6 separate regions of the Mus musculus genome follow, and regions 1, 2, 3, 4 and 6 are each linked to region 5. A link is a loop called in an ENCODE intact Hi-C map of the cell type or tissue named here. Cell type or tissue: left cerebral cortex. All regions are shown on one strand.

The links. Peaks named below come from ENCODE experiments on the same cell type or tissue, not always from the same donor. Only the 100,000 strongest peaks of a DNase experiment are listed, where the experiment ranks them.
Region 1: a loop joins it to region 5, with 2.4 times the contacts of the local background. A loop is called at or near these places in 2 of 42 quality-filtered maps.
Region 2: a loop joins it to region 5, with 8 times the contacts of the local background. A loop is called at or near these places in 19 of 42 quality-filtered maps.
Region 3: a loop joins it to region 5, with 10 times the contacts of the local background. A loop is called at or near these places in 33 of 42 quality-filtered maps.
Region 4: it touches region 5 in a loop (5-fold over the local background); 24 of 42 quality-filtered maps call a loop at or near these places.
Region 6: a loop joins it to region 5, with 6 times the contacts of the local background. A loop is called at or near these places in 11 of 42 quality-filtered maps.

Annotation. Positions count from the first base shown.
Region 1 is chr9:123,378,392-123,382,391 of GRCm38, forward strand. All of the region lies in intron 3 of Lars2 (leucyl-tRNA synthetase, mitochondrial), which reads left to right. Gm46137 (a long non-coding RNA gene) reads left to right here and starts at 3,268. Exons shown (of 2, transcript XR_001779329.1): 1 at 3,268-4,000. In left cerebral cortex, no CTCF peak of the experiment used is centred here; a DNase peak (open chromatin) is centred at 1,751.
Region 2 is chr9:123,365,787-123,369,786 of GRCm38, forward strand. It overlaps Lars2 (leucyl-tRNA synthetase, mitochondrial), which reads left to right and starts at 1,141. Exons shown (of 21, transcript NM_153168.3): 1 at 1,141-1,321. In left cerebral cortex, CTCF peaks have their summits at 299 and 2,042; DNase peaks (open chromatin) are centred at 310, 1,112 and 1,894; H3K4me3 peaks cover 1,495 bases; H3K27ac peaks cover 1,028 bases.
Region 3 is chr9:123,436,266-123,440,265 of GRCm38, forward strand. Lars2 (leucyl-tRNA synthetase, mitochondrial) reads left to right here. Exons shown (of 21, transcript NM_153168.3): 12 at 1-135; 13 at 1,870-1,968. Among named protein-coding and RNA genes, the nearest start is that of Gm40586, 26 kb to the right of the region's middle. In left cerebral cortex, no CTCF peak of the experiment used is centred here; DNase peaks (open chromatin) are centred at 2,157, 3,358 and 3,562.
Region 4 is chr9:123,522,836-123,526,835 of GRCm38, forward strand. No RefSeq gene overlaps it. Among named protein-coding and RNA genes, the nearest start is that of n-TRacg2, 4.7 kb to the right of the region's middle. In left cerebral cortex, CTCF peaks have their summits at 1,046 (motif pointing left) and 2,497 (motif pointing left); DNase peaks (open chromatin) are centred at 971 and 2,501; H3K27ac peaks cover 194 bases.
Region 5 is chr9:123,257,835-123,261,834 of GRCm38, forward strand. It overlaps Tmem158 (transmembrane protein 158), which reads right to left and starts at 2,955. Exons shown (of 1, transcript NM_001002267.2): 1 at 1,223-2,955. The coding sequence starts at 2,711. The coding sequence ends at 1,851. In left cerebral cortex, CTCF peaks have their summits at 1,112 and 2,040 (motif pointing right); DNase peaks (open chromatin) are centred at 872, 1,077, 2,082, 2,341 and 1 more place; H3K4me3 peaks cover 2,813 bases; H3K27ac peaks cover 2,339 bases.
Region 6 is chr9:123,502,670-123,506,669 of GRCm38, forward strand. All of the region lies in intron 2 of Limd1 (LIM domains containing 1), which reads left to right. Among named protein-coding and RNA genes, the nearest start is that of n-TRacg2, 25 kb to the right of the region's middle. In left cerebral cortex, a CTCF peak has its summit at 1,853 (motif pointing left); DNase peaks (open chromatin) are centred at 924, 1,494 and 1,843; H3K27ac peaks cover 1,541 bases.

The DNA.
Region 1 (4,000 bases), 120 kb after region 5:
TTCTCTGTGTAGCCCTGGATGTTCTGGAGCTCACTCTGTAGACCAGGCTGGCCTCGAACTCAGAAATCCGCCTGCCTCTGCCTCCCAAGTGCTGGGATTAAAGTGTGTGCCACCACTGCCCGGCAGAGCACAACTGCTAACCCATGGCTAGGAAGTAATAGAGAGGGGTCAGGGTTCCCAGGATTTCCTTCAAGGACACACCCCTCATGATCCAAAGACGTCTCATTAGACCCTGACTCTTACGGTGAGTGCTATAGGGAGATTAAACCCAGGGCTTCACATTTACTAGGCAAGGGCTCCATCACTCAGCTACATCCTTAGCTCCTCTTCCTAATTTTAGTTTGAGGCAGGGTTTCACTAAGTTGTCTAGACTGGCCTTGAACTTAAAATCCTTCTGTCTCAGGCTCTGGAGTAGCCAGGAGTCTTGTGTCACCTGGCCCAGATAGCCCCTTCCTCTTGAAGATCCTACCATTATCCAGTATTATCCAGTATTATCCAGTAGCACCACCCTGGGGATAAGTTCTTTAATAACACATGGGCCTTTGGATACATTTGTGACCCAAACTATAAAGCTGTGTGTAGTAACATACTCGTGTAATCCCTGTGGTTGAAGGTTGAGGAGGAGAATGAGGAGTTCAAGGCTAGGCTTGGCTTGGGAATCAAGGATGATCTGCCTCTAGCTCCTGAATTCTAGGACGACAGAGATGCTGTCATGCCTCGCACCAAACTGGGACAATACTGGCCATTGCTCTTATGAACCTGCCAGGCCCTGTGCAGGTGGCATCTTGCACTTCCTAGGTCTCTAGGAAGGTTAATAAGTCTCTTGAGACAACTGGTGAACATTTTTTGGTTGGCAGAAGTATCCTATAAAAACCACAAGGTCGTGCTATCAATGTTCATCACTTGAGAATTAATAGTTTATATTGCTGAACTGAGGTTTCTACGAAATTGAAAGGTTATTTGTTGTCGTCGTCCTGGTTTAGGAAAGATACTTTTTTTCAGACACTGTTTCATACCATTTCCTAAAAAGAGGCGGCTCAGGCTGGAATGGTAGCTCAGCAATTTAGAGCACTGGCAGTTCTTGCAGATCTCAGAACTCATGTAGCTGTAACTCCAGGTCTAGAAAACGAGGCACCTTCTTGCCTTCACTGGTTCCTGTGCATTGGATCACTGACATTAACCCAAATAGTGTCACATACTTACGAGTAACAGCATCATATTCAAGGCCCAGACTCAGCCAGTGGGCAAGCAGAAGGCAGCACTGGCCACAGTGAGCGGCAGCAGCTTCGCTAAGGCAGCCCTGAAGCCTGCTCCCAGTAGAAGACTACAGGAACTTCTTGATTAAATGGAGCTAATTCACTTTCCTGAGCAGTGGAAATACACTCATACACATAAACAAAAACAAAAATTTAAATCTTAAAAAGAAAAGGAAAAAAAACCCAACAACAACAAACCCAGGACCGAATTAATTGGCACTTTGCCTAAAGTACAGTCTCTCCCTCCCTCTTCATTCCCAAGTATATAACCCAGAATATTGCACATGCTGGAAATGTATGCTATCACTGAGCTACACCCTGGCTCTGTAAAGTGAAATTCTGTAACTAACTTTCAACTATATTTGTCTTTTTAAAAAGCCACCTTAAGTGTATACCATCAGTACATACCATCAGTGTATGCAGGCTTCAGACACATTGCTAAGCTGGAGCATTTGAGCAAAATCATATTATTGGTGCCAGAGTATAGGGAAGCCTGCCAGCAGTTAGGTAAGTGAGGGGGGTATATGTGGGAGTCAAGTTGTCTTGGATAGGATGAGATGTTAACAGAAGATGTACATGAGGAATCAGAGCCTTGAGGCAGCTCAGGGCCATAAAATAAGGGGGTGTCTTCTCCCATAGCTGAAGCCCAAAGTCAGAGCAGATAGCGTTGGTTTGACCCCTGTTCTGCTACTTCCTAACTGAGGGACCCTGCATAGTCACGTAGCCTCTCAGACTCCCACTTGCCTCATTTGCTCTAAAGGAATGGCTTTGGATATAGGGCAGCAGCAGAGGGCTTACCTAGCGCATAGGTGAGCATCTAGGCCCTGGAGAAGAAAGGAGAGAGAGAGTGAGAGAAAGAGGAAGGTAGAAAGGGAGAGGGGGAGAAGGGAGGGAGGGAAGAAGACACTGGGGCTGATTTCTCCTCAGGTTGCTATGAGGTCACATTAGGTAGTGCATATGCCACGTGTCTGGTGCATAATACATCCCTTAATCAATGATAGCTGTAATTATGATTTATACTGATTGATTTGCTCTGAGCTGCTCAGGAAAGTGAATTAGCTCCATTTAATCAAGAAGTTCCTGTAGTCTTCTACTGGGAGCAGGCTTCAGAGCTGCCTTAGTGAAGCTGCTGCCGCTCACTGTGGCCAGTGATGCCTTCTGCTTGCCCACTGGCTGAGTCTGAGCCTTGAATATGATGCTGTTACTTGTAATTATGTGACATTATTTGGGTTAATGTCAGTGATCCCTAGAGAAACAGGAACAGAACTGATTGAATAAATGTGTATATAGAAAGAAAGGGGGGAAGAGAGGGAGAGGGAGAGAGGGAGGGAAGGAGAGAGAGAGAGAGATTGGAGATTGAGATTTATTAGAATGGCTTCCAGGTTGTGGTCCACCTAGTCCAACAATGGCTGTCTGCTAACAGAAAGTCCAAGAATCCAGTAGTTGTTGTTCAGCCCACCAGTCCGGACGTCTTTAATATATGCTAGAATCCTGAAGAAACAGGCTTTAATGCCAGTGAAAGAATGGACTTGCCATCAACAACAAGGCAGGCAAAGAGCAAAGCTTCCTTCTTCCATGTCCTTTATTTATGTGGGCTGCCCGAAGAAGATGTGGCCCGGATTAAAGGTGGATCTTCCCACCTCAAACGATGTGGACTAAAGGTGGGTTTTCCCTCTTCAAATGATTTAATTAAGACAATTTCCTCACAGGTGTGTGAAGTCACTTGGATTAGTTAATTCCAGATGTTGTCAAGGTGACAACCAAAAATAGCCATTTCCTACAGTGAGCAGGTGTGCTGGGTTGTCCTTTCCCCGTGTGCTTCAGACACTCTCTCTGGTTTTTCAAGACAGGGTTTCTCTGTGTAATAGCCCTGGCTGTCCTAGACTCGTTTTATAGACCAGGCTTGCTTTGAACTCACAGAGATCCACCTGCCTCTGCCTCCCAAGTGCTGGGATTAAAGACATGCATCACCATGCCTGGCCCAGCTACTTTGTTTAAGAAATTTTATTTTGGAATTATTTTATTATTGTTGTTTTTTAATGTGTGCAGATGTTTTGCCTGCACTTACCATGATATGCACCACTTATATGCCTGTTGCATTCAGAGGCCAGACGAGAATATTAGATCCCTTGGAACTGAAACTAGATAGGGTTGTGAGCTGCCATGTAGGTGCTGGAACTTGAACCTAGCTCTTCTGGAAGAAGAGCCAATGCTATTGACTGCTGAGCTATCTCTCTAGCTATCTCTACCCAGAAAATATTTATCTTGATAGCTCCTGTTTAAGTCAGATCATTGTATGTGCAGTTCCAAATTTGGTGAAAACTCATCAGGCTGTTTTAAAAGTGGAATCAATGTGGAATGAGAAATAGACATCTCTCTCTCTCTCTCTCTCTCTCTCTCTCTCTCTCTTTTCTTTTGCCAACAGTGTTGGCAATGGATGAGGTAGCACATGTCTATAAGCCCAGCATTTGGGAGGCTGAGGCAGGAGGATGGAATTTGGGGCCAGCCAGACTTGGCTATGCAGCAAGACAGTTTCTCAGAAAGCAACAGGAAGCATATACAAGAAGGCTTGCTGGATGACCTTGCTGGTTCTATAAGCTGTCATATGTCAGTACTGGTCCCTAAATAGTCCTTGATACAAAACAGGAGGGAGAACCTGCTCTGGGACAGCCAGACAAGAGTGAATGGATTCTTGTGTTAATTAACTTGATCAACAAACGGCCCTTGACCACCAGCTTCATTAC
Region 2 (4,000 bases), 110 kb after region 5:
ATGGGAGGGGGTTGTGTGGGGGGAAAGAGTATGGGGAGAGTCAGCTGAAATTGAAGGAGGGCACTTCTGGGGGTGGGGGATGGGAAGCCAGTGCAGTGGAAACCTAGTGTGAACTGTATCAGGGCAATGGTGGCACAGAATTGGTTTCCAGGTGAGGTTTGATGCTGGTCTAGAACAACCTGGTGTTTTGAGCTTTAAATGATCAGGAGACTGTTTTTGTTGTCGTCGTTGAAGTCTTGGAAATGGACAAAAGCTTCCTATGTTTCCTGGGTGGCACACAGAATGAAGTTTTATTCTGTAGGAGTGTACACCCCTGCTGGTCTCCTTATGGACTGCATTGACCCATGTAAGGACAGAAACTAAGATGGAGATTATACATACAGTGACGGGATGGATTGTCTGTGAAGCTACAATTGATTTTAGCCCTGTAGGAAGAGATGGCACTCAGACATTGTTTCCCCCCTCCCCCCCCACCCCCCCGCTATTACTGGATAGCAACCATTTTGCACTATTTGCAAATCTCAGTACACTTCTCACATGTGGCCTTAAAAAGATTCTTCCTTTAAAAGATAGAGTGTAATTACACCATTGTTCCTTTGCAATTCCTTGATTTATTACAAGGCAAGAAGCTCTTGCTCCATGCAGTGCGTGCTGGGCGATGGGGCACATTAACCCCATAAGGAAGGAGGTCAGACAGCTTGTTTTCCTGTCAGTACATTTTGTTCCCCGCTCTACTCCGGGCTAGGTAATTCTCCTCCTGGGGCTAGAAGATCACCTGATATGATGGATGAAAAGTGCTTCAATCCTCACCAGGCCCATAATGGATCAAAAAGTCAGACAAGCCAGCCCAGTAGCAGCTTCTGTGACGCTGAGATTCAAACCCTGGCCTTGAACCACCCCAGAGCTCTTTTAACCACCTGTCACTTCATCCTTTAGCATCTCCCTCGTTTCTGTTCTAATTGTAAGACCGGGACAATCCGGTAAGCAGAATTTGTACCGATAGCAGGCGTAGAGGGCGAGGCCTGGGCGGGGTCAGCCCTGGGCGAGCAGCTTGGGGGCGGAGTCAGCGCTGTCTCTCCCGCATCTCGCCTTTCCCTCTTGGCTCCGCCTCTCCTGTCTGTGTCCGCGGCCTCCCCTTTCGATAAAGTTGTTGTTTTGCCAACATGGCGGCGCCCAGAGTGACTGGCTGGGTCTTGCTCGTGTAATGCTTGGGGAACGAGGCAGAAGGTAGCAGCTGGCCAGACAGAGCCTGAGCGCAGAAAGCCCCGCCTGGGGCTCAGGAAGACGAGAGACAAGCCCCGCTTAGCCCCCGGAGCTGAAGGTGCGGACAGGCTCGGGAGTCCCGGGACCTTGGAGTTTGACAAAATGGGAAAAGCTCCGAGATTCTAGTCTATAGGCTCTTTCAGCCATGGACCCTGTTGACAGCTCCGGACTCTTGCTCGGAGAACGCACATCTTCACATGGCTTTGTATTCGAATTCTCCTCTACTACTCACCTCCCCCCGGGTGCCTGGATCTTCTCTTCGGGGTTGGGGGTTTGGACCCAGAAAAGGACCATCAGTACTACATCTTTGGGGGACCCACAGTATTAATTAGGACCCGCAGGTCTTCACAAGTCGCCTGGATCTTAACAGGCTCACAGCTTACAGAGAAGGTGGAGTTCCAGATACGAAATAACTTGCCTGAGATCCTGCAGGAAATTAGAAGTAGCGTGTGTGTGTGTGTGTGTGTTTAACATTAGTATTTTACAAGACATGTCTGCTGACATTTGTGTTTTTAGAAGACATGTTTGTTGGGGTGAGGTGTGTGTTAACTTACTCGTTTTGTTTGTATCCACACCAACCTCTGCTAAAATGGCTGCTTTTGATGCCAGGAAGAGGCAATGCCTATTAAGACTTCAGTAGACAGGTACTTGAAATGGCCCAGAGCTGTGCCTAGTAAGTAAAAAAAGAACAGAAGATGGTTGAAATCTAAAAGTTCTGTAAATTCATAGGCATGAGCACAGACAATTTGTTCTTAGTCTCTTCCCCTAGTGGAGAGTCTGAGGGTGATCTTGGACCTATGCCTAAGGGTTTGGGGTTTATTTTTATTTTTTATTTTGCATTGCTCAGGATGGAACCAATGGCCTCAAACAGTGTCAGGGAATTACTCTACCACTAAGCTATATCTCCAGCCCCCACATTTACAGTATTTACTTGTTTTATTTTGTTTTTGGTGCTGGGTATTGAACTGATGTGCTGAGCATCTGTTTTATATATCTAGTCTTTGGATTTTCTTAACAAATCTGCTTTTGTTTTAAGACTTGTTTTTAATTGTGTGTGTGTGTGAGTGTGGGTGCCCATATAGGCCAGAGGCATCAGATCTTCCTGAAGCTGGAATCATAGGCATTGTGAGTCACCCACTGTGAGTGCTGGGGACCAAACGGGGATCCTGTACAAGAGCGGTGTGCTCTCTTAACTGCTGTGCCATCTTTCCTGCCTCTTCTTTATTTGTTTGTTTAAAGACAGAGTCTCGCTGTATAGCCCAGGCTTCCCTACAGCTCATGGTAGCCCAGGTTGTACTGGAACTCTTGACAGTCCTCCTACCTCAGCCTCTCAAGCTACTGGCATTCCAGGTGTGAGACATCACAGTTTCTTAACTCCTCTGGCATACATACATTGCCAAATTGCTTCAGAGGTGTTCTTAATTTGCATCTACCAATAGTGTATACACATAATTGTTTTCATTAAAACTATAAGCAAGATATTTAATTGTATTTATTTCTTTGATTAGTTGTAAAGTTGATTTTTTTTTCATGTTTCTTAGCTTTTGTCCTCTGTCTTATCCCTCACTTGGGGCACCAATCCCCCTTTTCTGGTGCTGTGGATTGAATCCAGAGTTTTAGACTTGCAAAGCAAGTGTTCTACCACTGCGATATACTTCCATGCTTATATCTTTGCCTATTTTAAACATGTTTTTGGGGTTCTTTCCTCATATGTGAACTCTTTATGGAGTTGTATAACCTTTTGTCATTGTAGTTTGGAACAAATACTTTTCTTCAGCAAATTGTTTACTCTTTAGCAATTTGTTCAAACTTTTTCTTTCTTTTCTTTAAGACAGGATCTCACTGTGTACCTGTGTAACTCAGGCTGGCCTTGGACTTAAGATCCTCTTGTCACAGCCTCCTTAGTGCTGTGATTACCAACATGTTTCACCCCACCAACTTACACATTTTTGGTATATAGATATTTCATGGTTTTGGAGTAAGACCGATTAATTGTGGTACTTTAAAAAATTCCTATTAACTAAGTTTGATGGTTTGTGGTGCCTGTAAGCCTAACATTTGGAAGGCAGAAGCAGGGATATCAGGAGTTCAAGGTCATCTTTGTCTGCAATGCTAGTTCAAAGACAGCCTGAGCTAGATGAAACCCTGTCTCAAATTCCCACATCCCTTCAAAACAGTGGGATTTATGCCAGTTTATGGCTTGCGTTGGAGCCCTAATTTAAATTTTTCTCAAATACATTGAGCAATCAATCATTTTCAGAGTTGTGGTGGTGCACATGTAATCCCATGAGGAGGCTGAGGCAAAAGAACAAAATTAGAGGCTAGCCTGGGCTATATAGTGATATTCTGTTATTTTTGTTTTCATTTGGATGTACATATGTGTATACATAAGTACACACATTGGAGCCCAAAGGTCAATGTTTGACGTTTAAAAATTATATTTATTTAATTAATTCTTTTATGTGTCTTTTTGTATGTGCCTGAGTTCATGTCTGTGTATCATATGTGTGCAGAAACCCTTGGAGGTCAGGAGACATCAGATCCCTTAAATTGGAGGTATAGATTGTTTGAGCTGCCCTGGGAGTGCTCTGTAGGAGCTGTAGTACTCTTGTAAAATAAGCCATCTTTCCAGCTCCCCAGTGTTAGATGTCTTTTATCTCTCTCTCTACATTAGTTTTTCACTGAAACTGAAACAGTAATTGGCTAACATAGGTGGTCAACAAGCTCCAGGGGTCTT
Region 3 (4,000 bases), 180 kb after region 5:
CTGCCCAGCCTGTGGCCCTGTGCCTGTGCCACTGCAAGACTTGCCTGTGATTTTGCCCAGCATTGCATCTTTAACGGGCAGAGGAGGCTCCCCGCTGGCCACGGCTTTGGAGTGGGTGAACTGCTCCTGCCCAAGGTAAGGAGCCACAGCCAGCACCCTGAGGTATCTTGGATATCCTCTCCTCACTAGATGCTAAATGCTACCTTCTTCACTAGCCTAAAAGGAATATCAAAAGTATGTAGGAACCTTTGAGGAAACAGTCTAGAATTTGGCCTAGGCACTATGGAGGGGCCCGAAACACTGATCCAATGGAAGGAAAATATAGGTTTTCTTCATACCCCACTGTCTGCCACTTCTACTCCACAGAGTTTCCTAGAAGTGTGAATGGTGTTTCTTCCCTGCATGGCTGGCCAGTACAGACAGAGCCTGTGATGGCCAAGGAGTGTGGGGAAGATAGTAGTGTGTTCACTCCTTTCCCTGCTGAGGCATACCAACCTTCTCTCCTCTTTCCTCACTTCAGAGTGACATTGGGTTTTTCTAGCAGGTCAGTAGCTGACTAGCATCAAGCTAGTTCTTTTCTCTTTCCCTTTGTGAAGGAGTTTTCACATTCAGTACAACGTTGCAGCCTTGCATGAGAGTATGGCTTCTTCACAGAACCACAGAATTTCTGAAGGGTAAAACCCAGGCCTCAGAGTTGACTTTACTCCCTGATTGAATTTGGTAAACATCTAGGGCTGTAAGCCACCAAGCCAATACAACCAAATAGGACAGCAGAGAAATATCTTCTTTTTTTTCTTTTTCTTTTCTTTTTTTTTTTTTTTTTTTTTGGTTGTTTGAGACAGGGTTTCTCTGTGTAGCCCTGGCTGTCCTGGAACTCACTCTATAGACCAGGCTGGCCTCGAACTCAGAAATCCGCCTATTCTTTATATATTTACTTTTGCATTCTAAGGCATTGGGCCGAAACCTCACTCTCTCCTGAAGAACAGTGGAGCTTGGTGTAGTCTGCCTCATAATTCCCTGGCATACTGGGAGCCCAATGAGGCAGCATCTGTAACACCTTTGACCCAATTCTGCTGCCCCAGATTGCACTGCTCCTACCTAGCCCAACCCAATGAAGGGACCTCAACCCAGTGAAGGACCTCATGCCCCCTTCATCTGCCCCAGCACCTCTTCCTGACCATCCAGGGCTTGGTATCAGTGGTAACACATAGTTGCCTTCAAGCCCGAGGCGACAGTAGTGGAAGTGAGCACAATGAGTGTCACTCAGATGTAATTGCTTCCGGGTCTCTGTTCTTCTCCGTGTTCCCCAAGTTGGGCAAGAAAAAGAAGGTGCCTTATCTTCCAATTACTTCCATCGTCAGAAGTAAGATGCTATCCACATAAAGACCTGGCTTTCCTTTAGAGAACCACTGTGGAGATTGGCACCCCTCTCTGGTGGCACACAGGATTCCCTAGGAACTTCTCTGACAGTTCCCGCCCTGAGGAATTCCACCGTGCCCAGGCCTCCTGACTAAAGTGCAGGTGCGAGGCCCGGTTTGGTCATCTGACCTGAGGTGGGGTGGGAGGGCTGATTCCTTCTGTAGTGTTCATAGGCCAGTGTGGACTGCTTAACAGATATGGGATGTAACACACAACCCTTCTTTTCCTTTGTAAATTGAAAATCAGACTGCAGCTGTTATGTGCTTAGCGAATGGAAAGATCCTTTTGGGGATTCCGTTCCTCCTCCCCCTGCTCTCTAAGAGCATCCTCACTCAAACTTACACTGATCAAAGTAAAATATTGGCAGGCCCAACATCTCACAAGAACAGCTGGTAGGAAACTGCACTGAAACCTAGAAAAAAAAACAAACTGATAAATTTCTTTTCTCAGGTGCAAGGGATCAGCAAAGAGAGAGACGGACACCATGGACACCTTTGTGGATTCTGCGTGGTACTACTTCAGATACACTGACCCTCATAATACTCAAAGGTGATGTCCCTACTGTGGAACAGCAGCACTTTGCATCTTCCATGAAGCAAAACCAAGATGGAGTTAAATATGCAAGGGAGGTGCTGGGAACGTGCCTAGGTGGGACAGAGAGGAGCTGAGCTGGCAGAGAAAACACCCACATTGTGTGTTTGTGCAACTGGCACCCAGAGACAGGATTAGGAGGAGGAGGATTCAGAGGAGCCTCCACCGTAGCAAAGCTTTCACTGCCTCAGCAAGGCTGTGGGAAGGATGCCAGTGCACATGCCCACTCAGAACCCAAGGTGGCAGATGCACCTTTGTGCTGGTGCCCTCCTTTTCTTCTCCTGGAAGTAGATGGAGACCAGGGGCTGGGCCAGAGTAACCCCTAAACACAGTGGTGGCTATTGTTGGTCAGCTGTGCACTTTATGCCAGGCTCTCAGCTTGGAAAAGCTTAAAGTGCCAGAGAAAAGGCACTTTTAATGCGAGTATATTAATTTTTAAGTTAGATTACTCAGCCCAGTAAATTCCATCTATAATACAAATTGAAAACACAGCTAAAGGAAGATGTGAACACCCTAACTATGGAACGGTAGGGACAGTAGGGGTGCCTTATGTGTACTGAAGAGAGGCAGGACGGTGTTGGGGAGAGCTAAGAAGTGTAGACTCATACCACACATAGTCAATAAATCTCCTAAAGTGCAAATCAGTAATGAATATAAACATTTTTAAATAGTTGAAGTAAGAGTGGAAGCCAAGAGTGCTGGTACATGTGTATAGTCCCAGCATTCTAGAGGCAAGAACTGGAAAATCAAGAGATCAAGGCCAGCCTGGGCTATACAAGACCCCATGTCAAAGAGAGGAGTGGGGGAGGGGGAGAGAGAAGAAGAGGAAGGATGGAGAGGAATAGAATTAAAAGTGAGTAGGTAACCAGGTGTGATAATGTCTTTACTCCCCTCACCCAGGAGACAGAAGCAGGTGGATATCTGTGAGTTCAAGGTCCGTCTGCTTAAATATTGAGTTCCAAGCATCTGGGTGCTACACAGTGAGGCCCTGACTTTAAAAGAACAAAAGTGGCTAAGGTTCAGGCCTGGGGTGCAGGGAGAACTGAGGCTAAGACCACTGGTTTGATAAACTTTCAAGTGCTGTTTGACTTTTCTGTCTGTTTCTTGGACAAGATAGAAACCGAAAAGAGAGCAGTAGGAACCAGGAACACAGACTGCTTTCAGACCTTAGCAGGTTGCTCTTGAGCATGGTAGAAATACCCTGGAGCTGTGTTATCCACATATGAAGGGCTTCCATTCTGGGCACTGGAGACTGAGGCAGGAGGCAGGAGGCTCAAAGGATCTTTGTCAAAAATAAGCAAAGGAAGCACTCTCCTATTCTGGATTTAGCACAGTAGCGTATTTCTGGTTAGACAGATGCTCAAGCCATGTTCTGAGCAGCAGAGTTGTGGTTCCATAATTTGTGTTCATTTCAGAAATTAGTGAGAGCCTGAGTAAACAGAAAGATGCAAGGAGACTGGGAACCTGAGAGCAGCTCCACGTGAGCCATAGAGGAGTGTGAGGGAGGGTTCCCTTCTCAGGCTGCGTCCCAGCTGTCCTGAGCCCTACATAGCCCTTCTGTGAACAGCACAGCTTCACACATCACCTGCCATGCTGCCCCCGGATCCAGCATTGTCTTGAATCTTCCAGAGCGGTGGCCTAGGTAGAACATAAATTGAATAGTTAACATCATTTATCCCGAATTTGTTTGTGAGCTAAATACCACCCTCAACTTTGGCTTTACTGTTGCCCAGAGCAGCAGTTGAATTCATTTATTTACTTACTTTTTTTTTTTTTTTTTTTCAATTTGAGACAGGGCCTCACTGTGTAGTCATGATTGTCCTGGAACTTGCTATGTAGACCAGGCTGGCACTAAACTCACAGAGATCAGCCTGTCTCCGCTTTCCAGGTTTGGGGATTAAAGGTCTATGCTATAATGCCAAGCAGCAGTTGGATTTCTTTAAGAAACTATTTTTTTTCATAAAGAAAAAGGAAAGGTAGTTGGAAATTT
Region 4 (4,000 bases), 270 kb after region 5:
AGGTCCTGAGTTCAAATCCCAGCAACCACATGGTGGCTCACAACCATCTGTAATGAGATCTGATGCCCTCTTCTGGTGTGTCTGAAGACAACTACTCATATACATAAAATAAATAATTCTTAAAAGAAAAAAAAAAACACCACAGAAGTCATGCTGGTTTCCATCTCATAAATGCTTCTACCACTGTCAATATCACTCTATCATCATGACACCCCGGAACTTGGAGTGAGGAGTGGTATCATATCACCATCGTCATCACCATCATCATCATCTACCAACCACCCTCAGGCATTTGAACACCTTGGAGCCAAGATACTAGAAGAAACCTGTTCAGCTCCATGCCTGAAACAGTAGTAACTGTATATCTCCACTGGGCGTTATTCTGCACACCCTATGTTCTTTATCATTCCTCCTCTTGTAGACACGAAAGGGAAGTACCCTCCAAAGTGAGTGGCCAGTAAACAGTAGGACCAAGGCCAGGCCCATTCCAGATGGCCATCTAGAGAGATGTCTTGACCCCTCTGGCTGCTGGAGTGTAAGTCATTTTTTATGGTATTTTCCACTAAAGCCTGTCTGTAAAACCTTCTCATGAGGCTATGAGGAGGACCTAGTCACTGCTCTCTGTTGGGGTTTGTATTGGTTCCTATTATATTCTAATAAAATACTTTAGAACACAAATGTATTATAGTTCTGGAGAAATGGCTCCTACAGGTTACCCACAGATGCTTTCAGAGATGCTAGGGAAGACTCATTCTGCCCCCAGTATTATTTCTCTCATTGCTGTGACAGAATGCTTGGCAGAAGGAACGTAAGGGGGAGAGGTTTATTCGGGTTCATGGTTTCAAGGGACACAGAGAAGGCATGATGACTGGTGATTCAGTAGCAGTGGAAGCATGAGGCAGAAGCGCTTTCCATCCTAGCTGATCAGAAAGCAGTGTTGGGGAAGAACCAGAATTGGATTACCTTCAAGGGCTGCCCCCAAGGACCCACTTCCATTAGCTAGACCACAGTCCCACTGGTTCCACAACTTCCCCAAACAGCGCCACCTACTGGGAACCAAGTGTTCAAACAAGTTTTTCAGCTCGAGGGGCTTTTAGATCTGTGGCTGGGGCTGTACACTCTGAGCCCCCTTCTTGTATCAAATGAATGACTTTTGGGATTACATTGGGCATATCCAGGTAATCTAGAACAATATCCCTATCTCAGGATCCTTAATCTGAAATGCCCTTTTGCTTTGCACAATAATATAATCATCGATCCTGGGTATTAGGACATAAACATTCTGGGACTATTCTTCATCCTACTTTGGATTAAAACAAGTTTCTTTGGGGCTGGGGTGGGGCTTGGTGGAAATGAAGTAACACCCATGGGCTAGATGATGACTTTCCTTCAGGCAGTGCTGAGTGAGTTCCCTAAAAGTGAATACCCATGTGTGTACCTGCAGCAACATGATTGGAATCTGGGTGCCAAAAAAAGGTCAGGGGTCATATACTGTGAAGGTCTCCTTCAGAAGAGCTTAGGTATGTGGTACTTCCTAGGGAAGATGAGTAATGTGGTTTCCCACAAGTGTGTTAGATAGTTTAAGACTCTTTTACTGCTATGCTACATACATGTATCACCCAATGAGAAAGTTTCAAAGACAAATGGCTAGAGCATAGTATGTTGTGTGGAGTGGAAGATCCACAAGTCTAGGGACTTAGTAGGCAGATACTACAGTGCAAAATGGGTGGTATTGATGCTAGCAATCTGTAAGTTAGACAGATGCACTACATGGAAATTTGGCTAAAGATGCAAACTTGTAATTTACTCACCTTTAAGGATTTCTTATTCTGAACATGCTTGTTTGATAACTAGAGTTTGATCTTTAAAAAAAATCTCAGAAGAGGGCTGGAGAGATGGCTCAGTTGGTAAAGTGCTTTTATATAAGATGAAGACCTGAGTCTGGTTCTCAGAATTCATTTAAAAAAATGCTAGAAGTGGTGCAGACTTATAATACACATACTCCAAAAAAAAAAATGAGGTAGGCATAAACTGAGAAAAATCACCTCATCTTTGACCTTCACATGCATATGCACACATGTGCACACACACATACACACACACACACGTACATATGTGCACATGCACACACATGTACATATGTGCACATGCACACACATGTACATATGTGTACATGCGCGCACACACATGCACATATGTGCACATGCGCACACATGAGAATGCCAAATTCTGTCTGAATTACTCTCCATTGTTCAGTCTCATTGGATGTTCAAGGAAGCCTTAGTTAACTGGTGAAGAAAGGCCAAACTTTTGAGTTTTTACCTGTTTAGAGAGCCTGAGAAGGAGCCCTCTGAAGGCCAGTGGCTAATCAACTGGAAGTATCCTCTTACTGAAGCCTTATGAAACAGGCTACAAATTAAATAACATTTTATTAAAAGAGATGGGGCTGGAGAGATGGCTCAGCCGGTTAAGATGTCTCAAAACCATCCATAAGGGGATCTGGTGCCCTCTTCTGGCCTGAGGATGTATATGCAGCAGAGCACTCACATTAAATTTTTTTTTTTTTTTTTAAAGATGATGATCTATCTTTTTTTTAAAGAGAGATGAACTATCCAGTGAACTGAGACCTGGTGAGTTGAAGGATAATCAGGGATAGAAATGAAGTGACATACCTAAAAACATGCGACCACCTTCCTGCCCACTGTGGGGTCCTTTGGGAGTCCTCTCAGCCTCTATCTGGCCTGCTTTAGAATCAGGAGCTCATGACCTTAAGAAACTTTAATTTCCTTTTCTGGAAAAATTGGATGTAGTAAGAATTTTGTAATTTTGTAATTTTGTTTTTTTTTAAAGCCACTCAAATATGGGAATGTTTTCATTTTAATCACAGATGTGGGGATCTAGGGGTGCTTCTTATCAGGTGACTATGTGCCTTGTGGTCTAGCAGAGGCACGGTGTTACCAGCAGCAGATAGTTTCTCCAATTCTGTGATGTTTGAAGTTCTAGGGGCTTTTCAGAGGTAAATGCTAGGGCCCCGAGAGGTGGTATAGGTTGCTGTTTGGAGATTGGATGCTGTTTGGGGATTGGTTGCTGTCTGGGGATTGGATGCTGTCTGGGGATTGGATGCTGTTGGTTGCTGCTCTTTGTGGTTTGTTAAGTAGTCATGTGCAAAGAAGAAATAACAACAAGAAGAAATAAAACTTTAATTTTTTAAAATCTTATTTTTAATGGTGGTTTTAAAATCTTTTAACCTCTCTTATAGCCCACCACCCACCAAAGATAGTAGGGGAAAAAAGATATTAAAAAAGTGGACCTCCACACCGGGCAGTGGTGGCGCATGCCTGTAATCCCAGCACTTGGGAGGCAGAGGCAGGTGGATTTCTGAGTTCGAGGCCAGCCTGGGCTACAGAATGAGTTCCAGGACAGCCAGGACTGCACAGAGAAACCCTGTCTCAAAAAAAAAAAAAAAAAAAAAAAAAAAGTGGACCTATTTAGAAAAGTTCTTTTGAACAACTCCCGTCTGTGTTGTCTGAAAATTGACAGTTCAGTTCACAGGTTAACAGATAATGACAGCTCGATCCACTCACAAACACTTCATAGATACACCAATAGTCTAGTTTGATAGAGTCTGGTTAACAGTAATGGTGATACAACCTAACAGAGATATCCAACCTCAGCTTTGACTTGAGTCAACAGGAGAGACCAACAAAAACATCAAGGGAAGTTCTCAGCTGTGCCTCTCTCAGGGAAGCAAAGATCAGCAAAGACTCGAACCCACAAGTGTTACACAGCTAGCTGTACCAGCAAGCCAAGCTGTTTCAGTTACTCTGTCAAGTCCTATTTATACCCTCCAAACATCAAGTGTCCTCCACGTGCCTTACCTCAGCAAGGGTCTGCCTCAGCGTGTGCATCCAATCAGCCGGAGTGCACGGAGTCCCAACAAATGGAGCTCAACTACACTATATAAGACTGCCCAATATATGTGTGTTGTTAACAAGACTCA
Region 5 (4,000 bases):
CTTACTTGATAGAGGCCTCAAGATAAACAGAGATGCCATGCAGCTAAAGATTCCCTTCTGCAAACACACAGCACATCACAAACTTGAAATACACCTGAATCCCTTAGGGAGTTTTACCTTTCTGGATTCCCACTTCTGTGGCCTTAAGTGAGTCCATCTCCAGTTTGATGCTGATGCTGCGGGCCCGTATTTTGAGAACTATGGCTCTAGAGCAAGTTTAATGTTTCAAAAGCAGGTATGAATGAGATGGAGCAAAGGAATACATCTTTATTTTATTTTGACAGGGTCTCATTATGTAATCCAGGGCAGCCTTCAACTGCGGTCAGATTCCCTAGTACTGGAATTACAGTACTTAAATGCCTTAAATTTACTTTTGTGTTAAGCTGAGAAAGATCTTTGCTCTGCAGATAACTCAAAGAATCTGAATCTACCACGTAGCAGACAGGTTCTACCACAGAAACACAGAGTTACAGCTATTGGTTACCTTTTACCAAGAACTTGTTAATGCTAAATAAACATCTCAGAATTTGATACTAGCATTTGAAACATGCCACCTGCTTAACTTACCAAACAGAATGTAATCTATGTCTTACAATCAGCCATTTTCAGGTCTGGGAAGATGGCTCAGTAAAAGTGCCCGGTACTTAAGCAGGAGGACCTGAGTTCAGATCTCCAACATGCATGTGAAAAGCCAATCTTAGTGGTGTATGCTTATAATCTCGGTACTGGGGAGACAGGGACAGGAGGACGCTGGCCAGCCAGTCTAGCTGAATCTACCTGCTTGGTGTTTAGAGACAGACCAAGATAAAAACTAAGGTGGAGAGTAACTGGAGAAGGCACTTGACTCTGACTCCCCCACACAAATGCATTCAGGAGTGAGTGGGCACACACAAGAACATGTATATATACTGTATATTCACCACACCTACCGAGGTGGTTCTGTGAAAGACACTTGGCTCACAGAACTATTTATTGATTTTCCTGGGGCACCATGTGAAAACAAACTATGCCAAGCGCTGTGAACCTGTGCTCTGTAGAAAGGACGTACGTGTCTGGGGCCCAGTGAACTGATTAGCAATCCCCATCGGAACCATTCTGAAAGCGATTTCACCTGTCTCAGCCAGGAAGACAGATGGCGCCCCTCTTTTCAGGAATTTCTTCATGATTCATTTGCGTCTTGGATCCCTCTCCCAAAAGCAAATAAAGGAAACATACACATTTCTGGAGGAAAATGTCTGTATTAAAAGCCAGAAAACCACATTAATACAAGAAGAAACGCCCACCAGGCCATGTCACTGAATAGATCGACTTGGAAAAGATTCATAAAGTTCTTTTGTAAGCAATTACAATAAATCCGTGTCAAATCTTCCCTCGTCCCCCCCTTTAAAAAAACAAACAAGAAGCTTCAAATACAACTACATTCAGATACAAAGAGCTCCTGTTACCACAGCTTTAGCAGTTGAATCTTTTTGTTTTGTATTTTTTTTTACTAAAACTTTCATTTAAAACAGTTATTAAATATATAAAACAAATACACAGGATCTGGTCACTTTCTGCCATAAATAAAGGGCATGTGGGCGCAGGGAGGGGGTGCCGCAGGGGAAAGAGCCGGTTTCCCTTGTGTCCTCGAGCCACGCGTGGATCCCACCCTTCAGCCCGAGAGCTTGCCCCTGCTCTTCCGAACCAGAACCTCAGCACAAACCCCACTTTCCCACCTCATTTGTGCCTCTCTGCGGTCCCCTCCCGGGAAAAGGATGAACAATAAGGACAGCACGAAGCGCACCTGCCCCGTCTCCGGTGAGGAAGGCGCGTGCGAGCGCTTACACAGCGCGGACGCGGGGCGGAGGGGGTCACTTAGGAGCCACCCCCGAGGTGACAGCCGCGGCAGCAGCAGCAGCAGCTGCAGCAGCGGCGGCGGCAGCGGCGGTAGTCCCCGCGGGTACGGCTGCAGGAGCGGCCGCGGGGGCGCCGGCGGTGGTCCGGCGCTGCTCCATGCCGTTGGGCAGGAAGCCGGCAATGATGGGCACCGGCCAGATGAGGGCGGCCACGCTCCACACCACGATGACCAGGGTCATGAAGCAGGCCACCAGCGTAGACTCGATGGGCTTGCGGTTCAGCCGCCAGCCCGGCTCGCCCTGCAGCTCCTCCAGGCTGAAGTCCAGGCAGCAGAAGTGACGAGGCTCGCCCTGCAGCCACAGCGGCCCCGGCTCGGCCGCCGGGTAGGCAGGCAGCGCGGTGGGAGCCCCGGCGGGAGCCCGCAGGCGGCCGCGCACCCAGCCGCAGCCCACGCACAGGCGCAGGTCTTGCTGCGCGCCGCCCGCCGCCAGCCCCAGATGCTCGATGAGCAGTGGTGGCCCGACGCGGTGGAAGGCGGCGGCGAAGAAGGCGCGGCCGTGCGCGTTGGTAGAGAAGAGCAGCAGGTCGCACTGCAAGCCCCGCGGGCGGCCCCAGCGCACGAGCAGCGAGCTCAGCATCTGTCGTTGCACGCTGATGTTGCAGGGCGCCGCCGGAGCCTCCTCTGGGCCCGCGCGCTCTGGGGGCGCCGATGCCGCCGATGCCAGCAGACGCGGGGTGGAGTGTTCGTTGGTGAAGGACGCATTGGCCGAGGCGTTTGGGGGCGTCCCTGCAAGGCCGGGCGCATCCGTGGCCCCGCCGTGCGCCGGCGGCAGCTGGCAGGCGGCGGCCAGTAGCGCGGCGAGAAGGGGCAGCATGGCCTGTGGCGAGCGCCTACGCGCGCGGGGCAGGCGGCGGCTGCATGGCGCGCAGGCGACCGTCCGGTGAGGGAACCGCGGGGCCTGGAAGGCCGAGGCGGAACTCTGCCAGTGTATTGGGACGACACCGGCTCACGGGCCGCGATGGCCTCTTCAGACTCCGCTCGTCGAGGTTCCGCTGCCCCCAGAGCTGGGGCCCTTGGACGGCCAGGAGGCTCTGCTGGCTCGCGGCGAAACGAGAGAGGATTCCCCTGCTCGGCTCCGCCTTCCGCGCGCCCCGCCCCCGGCTCACCGGGTGCGGGGAATTGGGAGGGCGGGGCTCCACTCGCAGGGGCGGGAACTGAAGACCTGAGCGACAGGGCGGTGCGTGGAGGCGGAGCGAGGGGACCCCCGAGGGCGGGAAGCCCAGAGCGAGTCCCGGAGCCCAGACAGTCCCTCTGTCACGCCCCCAGGAGAGCTAATCAGTACCTCCTTTCTGCTTAGGAGAAACTAAGAAGGGAGAAAGTCTCCGGGCTACCTCAGGAGCCAGAGACAGGACTCTTGTACCTTTCTGCTGAGTTCAGAAATTCAGATCTGGAGTCTGGCTGGTTTTAATGTGTCTTCACCACAATAGATACATATGGGTTTTTTTGTTGTTGTTGTTGTTTTGTTTTTTGTTTTGTTTTTGTTTCGTTGTTTTGTTTTACAGGAAGAGAACTCATAAAAAAATCCTCAAAATTCTGAAGTTTTGGTGTTGGTTGGGGCAATGGGAATGCAAATCCCACAGGTCGGATGCTTGAGGACACCTGCAGTCTAGTGTGCACATAGACACAAAAAATTTGTATGTTAGAGTCCATGAATATCAGTCTTCCGGGATGTATATTGTGGAGAGGTGGAGTTGTCAAGAGTAATTTAATAGGATACAATTTATATTAAGAAGCCTACCTGAGTCCTGAGCTTGATGGTACAAGTCTGTAATCCCAAGTGAGAATCCAGAGTCCAAGTTCCTTGGAGAGGCCAGCCTGGGCTACCTGAAAACCTGTCTCAAATAAACAAAATCCAGTACTAAGGTGGTGAGGAGAATTATGAGTTTGAGGACAGCCTGGGCTACACAGAAAGATGCTTTCTGTAAAGAACAAAAAACGTTCTTGGGAAGAAGAGGCAGCTCAGTTGGAAGGGTGCTTTCCTAGTGTCCTAGCAAGCCCAGGGTTCAATCCCCATCACAAAAAGGAGCAAACTGCACTTCCCTTGTTTTCTGGCCTCACACTTGGAAACTAATGTCAACTGACCCCTAAAATGGCTTGAAACAG
Region 6 (4,000 bases), 240 kb after region 5:
CTATCATTCTGAGATGCCTTGTGCTACCTCTGGCCTCTGCAAAGTCCCCTTTAGCAAGAGGACCCTCATTAGATATGGCCTTCCCACCTGGGACATTTAGAATTGTGAACTGAGTAACCTTTTTTCTTTATACATTATTCAGATTGTGCTATCCAGTTATAGCATAGAAAACAGACTGAAAACTGAAGATAATGTGTCAAAAGGGCCACCTTGCTGCATCCTTGTCCTAACATTAAAGGAATGAGTCAGAGGACCACAGTGCCAATTGGAGGAGACTGAGAAGCAATCCAGGAGCCACGGCATGTACAGTTGTCTCTTCTGAGCATTGGTCAGGATGCCTCATATCTCTGTAGACATGAGAGGCTGGCAGCAGACTCACTCTCACCTACTTTGTGTTTAGGAAGCTACATAAGGCGTCTCAGCAGGACCAAGGCAGACCTTTGTCTTTCTAGGTGTGGGCACTATAACAGGCTCTCACATGGTCTGCTCACTCACCCACCCCTTGATGAGTAGCTGTGTTTAGCTCATTTTAGATATGAGAACCACACGATAGCCACAAAGAGCAATCTAAAGACAGAAGAAGCCTATTGCTTTCGCCTTGTAGTGCATCTGTCTTCATTTTGGTGTTTCCCCTCCTTTTTTATCCAAATCTGTACACATTTTAGAGTTGGGACCAGAATACATTTACAGTGCTTCCTCATTTACTTAGCAGCTGTAATTGCACCAGTGCTCACATGGTAACCCACTTAGTCACTGCACAGTCTGGCTTATGAGTTATTAAATGTCTTTATTCAGTTGCTTTTTTCTGAAAAAACAAAACAAAAAACCCAAATCACTGAGCTGTTTCCTTGGCATTTATTCCCAGAAACTGCGTTCAGGGAGTGGAAGTGTGAACATCTATGTGGGTTGTTCGAGCTCTCTTGTTTCTTGATGAATTCCTCAGCCCTTGAGTGTTTGGTTGCCATGGACACATGTGCTGTGGTCTTACTTTTCCTTGCTCATGCCCTACCCACCTGTGGTGGCTATGTCCCCAACAGGATGCTCTTAGAAAGCTGTTGGTTCTCCCTAATGAGAAAGCAGGAGCAGCCTAGGCAATGCTGGCTCACACTGTCGAGAAACTTGGCTGAGCATTCTCTTCTGGTGGTGCTGGGGTTGGAATGAGAAGAAAGGAGTGTGCTGACTTGTGACAATCGTGTGGGGTTCCCTTTGGCACTTTCTGGAACAGGCTAAAAGGGAGAAAGTAGGTAAGGCCTTATATAATCACCCCAGACAGTTTGGGTCCACCCCCAGTACTGAGGAAAATGTCCCTGGCAAAGGCTGCTTGAAGAAGTAGATTAGGAATCATTTTGTGTGACAATATAGATGTCCTAAAATTGTGGTCTCAGTGGCCATCCATTACTTGGAATATACTTTGAACCATTAAAGTTACTTTAGTTAAATTCATGTGTTGATAGCCACACATGGCAGTAGCTACCTGCTCCTCCACCGTGTTCCATACTCTCTGAGAGAGCAATCTTACGGAACAGAAACGGAGAGATTGTGTATTGTGAAGAGACTGCTGACTTTGCCCAAGGAAGACCTGTATTTGATTCTTAACTCTAATATTTTCAACTCCAGCCTTTAAGTTTGACTTCTTTAGTATTTATTTACCCATCAGCAAAGGCAGACTTAGTGAAGATGCAGTAAGTTAGGCTCAAATGCCTACAGTGGAAGGTTGCATTATAGCAAGATTAATGAGATAATCTATGCTACTTCCTAAACACCCTGTGCCAGTTTGGGGCTCTCATTGGGACGGATTGATTGCCTCAGTCTGTCCTGCTCTTGCCTTGGTTTAGCACCACCTAGTGGTAGCTCTGTGCTCTAGCCAATGAGCATCTATGGTCTAGGTGAGTCTGTGTCTGTTTTTCCTGCCCCCTGGGGAGTGACTGAGCCTGAATCAAGCATTCTCTGCTTCCCTGCTCTCCAGGCTGGTGTTTCCTGGCTTTCTCCCTTCGTGCCTCCTTTCTCTAAACAGGTAGCAGTTTTAGCTTGCCTCCAGGTATGAGTTAGAGACAGTCTTGCTTTATCCAAATATGTGCTGTTAGAGAATTCTGATTACACTTACCTATGACAGTATGTAACAAAGAACCCAGTGTGTAAAGACTTCTGTAACTAGTGAAAGCTTCATTTGCATCCACTGAGGAAGGGAGAATATAGGTTAATGCCCTACCAGAATTAGGACTGTGGGGTAGGTAGCCTAGAGAAGCAGCTGGTTAGACGCCTTCAGAATCAGGTGAAGCTGTTCACTTGCTACCTGGATGAGACTAGGATTCCTCATTTATCATGTTTTGATGGGATTATAGCTCAGCAGTAGAGCACTTGCCTGTTGTACAAAGCTCTGGGTTCCATACTATTACTGGGGGAATGTATATTTTTATGGGAGTAAAGGAAACCGCCAAAGTTGAGTGTGTTCTTGAAGTATGGTTTCATGTTAATGCCAGGAGTGATCAAGTCTGGTATTACTGCTCTGTTCAGTGATAGTGATAGACAGGTGCTCTATTTCTGCTTCACTCTAGTGAATCACTTCCCCAATCTCAAATCTGGAGTAGGAGGTGAGTTTCAGGAGCAATGACTACTGAGTTTCCTGGAAGTCAGGTGACATGACAGACTCAGCAGTGAACATGTACAACAGGATTGAACATTCTTCCTTAAAACACACAAAGCCCAGGCTGAAAGGATGTGTCAGGGTTCCGAGCACCCAGTGACCTTCCTGTCTTAGCACCTGTGTTAGGCAGCTCACAAGTGCCTGCACTTTCAGCTCTAGGGGAGCTAATATCCTTTGGCCTCCCTGGGCATCTACATATAACATACATACACAAGTATGTACTCATAAACTTTAAAAAAACAAAAACAAATCTTTAAAATTAGAAAGACTATACCACGGCCCCAGGATGTGAAGGACAGTTAGCAGGTGGTTTTCTTACTCTGACAAGATAAAGCAAATAATTTGAAGGCTGTACATAGTTTCTAACTTGAAGTGAGGACTGAAGCTCAAGGTTTTTGGCACAGAACCATCTCCACCCTCTTGGGTCTTTGGTGGGGTGCTTAATGTTTAAACTGAGAATAGAGAAAAACCAGACATGTCCTCTAAGCTCCTCCCTGACCCTTCCTGTCCGGGCACAAGACTTCTCAGCACAGGGCTGGCAGCAAGAACAGTTGTCTAGCCAACTTGTGATTTTAAAGAGATCAGTACACTCAAGGCCATCCAAGGCTACATAGTGAGTTCAGGACCAACCTGGGCTACATGGCAAGATTTGGTCTTAAAAAAAGGAATCACAGCATTGCCTAGTTGTTAAGCATTTGGTGAGCTAAAGGAAAGAAGAAAAAAAGCAAGCCTGCCTCTATTCTGCAGGTGCTGTGAATGTCCACTCGTGGGCACTGTCACCAGCGACTGTCTTATTTACATGGCTGAGACATTTAAATCTTACTCTTTTTTCCTTTTCACATTATTTTATGTTTTTTTAGAATTAATAACATAGTTTTTTTTTAAGTTAAACAAGTATTTTTCTGTTATACATAATTTTTAAAAACAAAACAAAAATGTACAAAGTGAAAAATGAAATTTCTAACACCATTTGTCAAGTATATTAGAAGCAGATAAAGTGGAGAGTAGCTTTTACCTGTTACATTTCCACCACTGCTGGCCACTCTTCCCCACCCCCACCCCCCGCCCCTGTGATTTATCAGTAGGGTGTGTGATACTTACCAAAGTGGAATTGTGCCATAAATACACATGTCCAGCTTGCTTTCTTCACTCACTAATGTGTTCTGACTCTTTTTATAGCATAAGCATTTTCTGGTACCATTAAAACACTATTTATGTGGTAGTTTAAAAGGCTGTATAACAGTTCATCAGTTAGACGTACTCTGTTTTATGTAGTTGCTTCTTTGAGTAAATATTTATCGATCTTTTTTTTTTATTTTGTCCCAAAGCCAAGTCTGCCTCATGGAGTCAAGATAA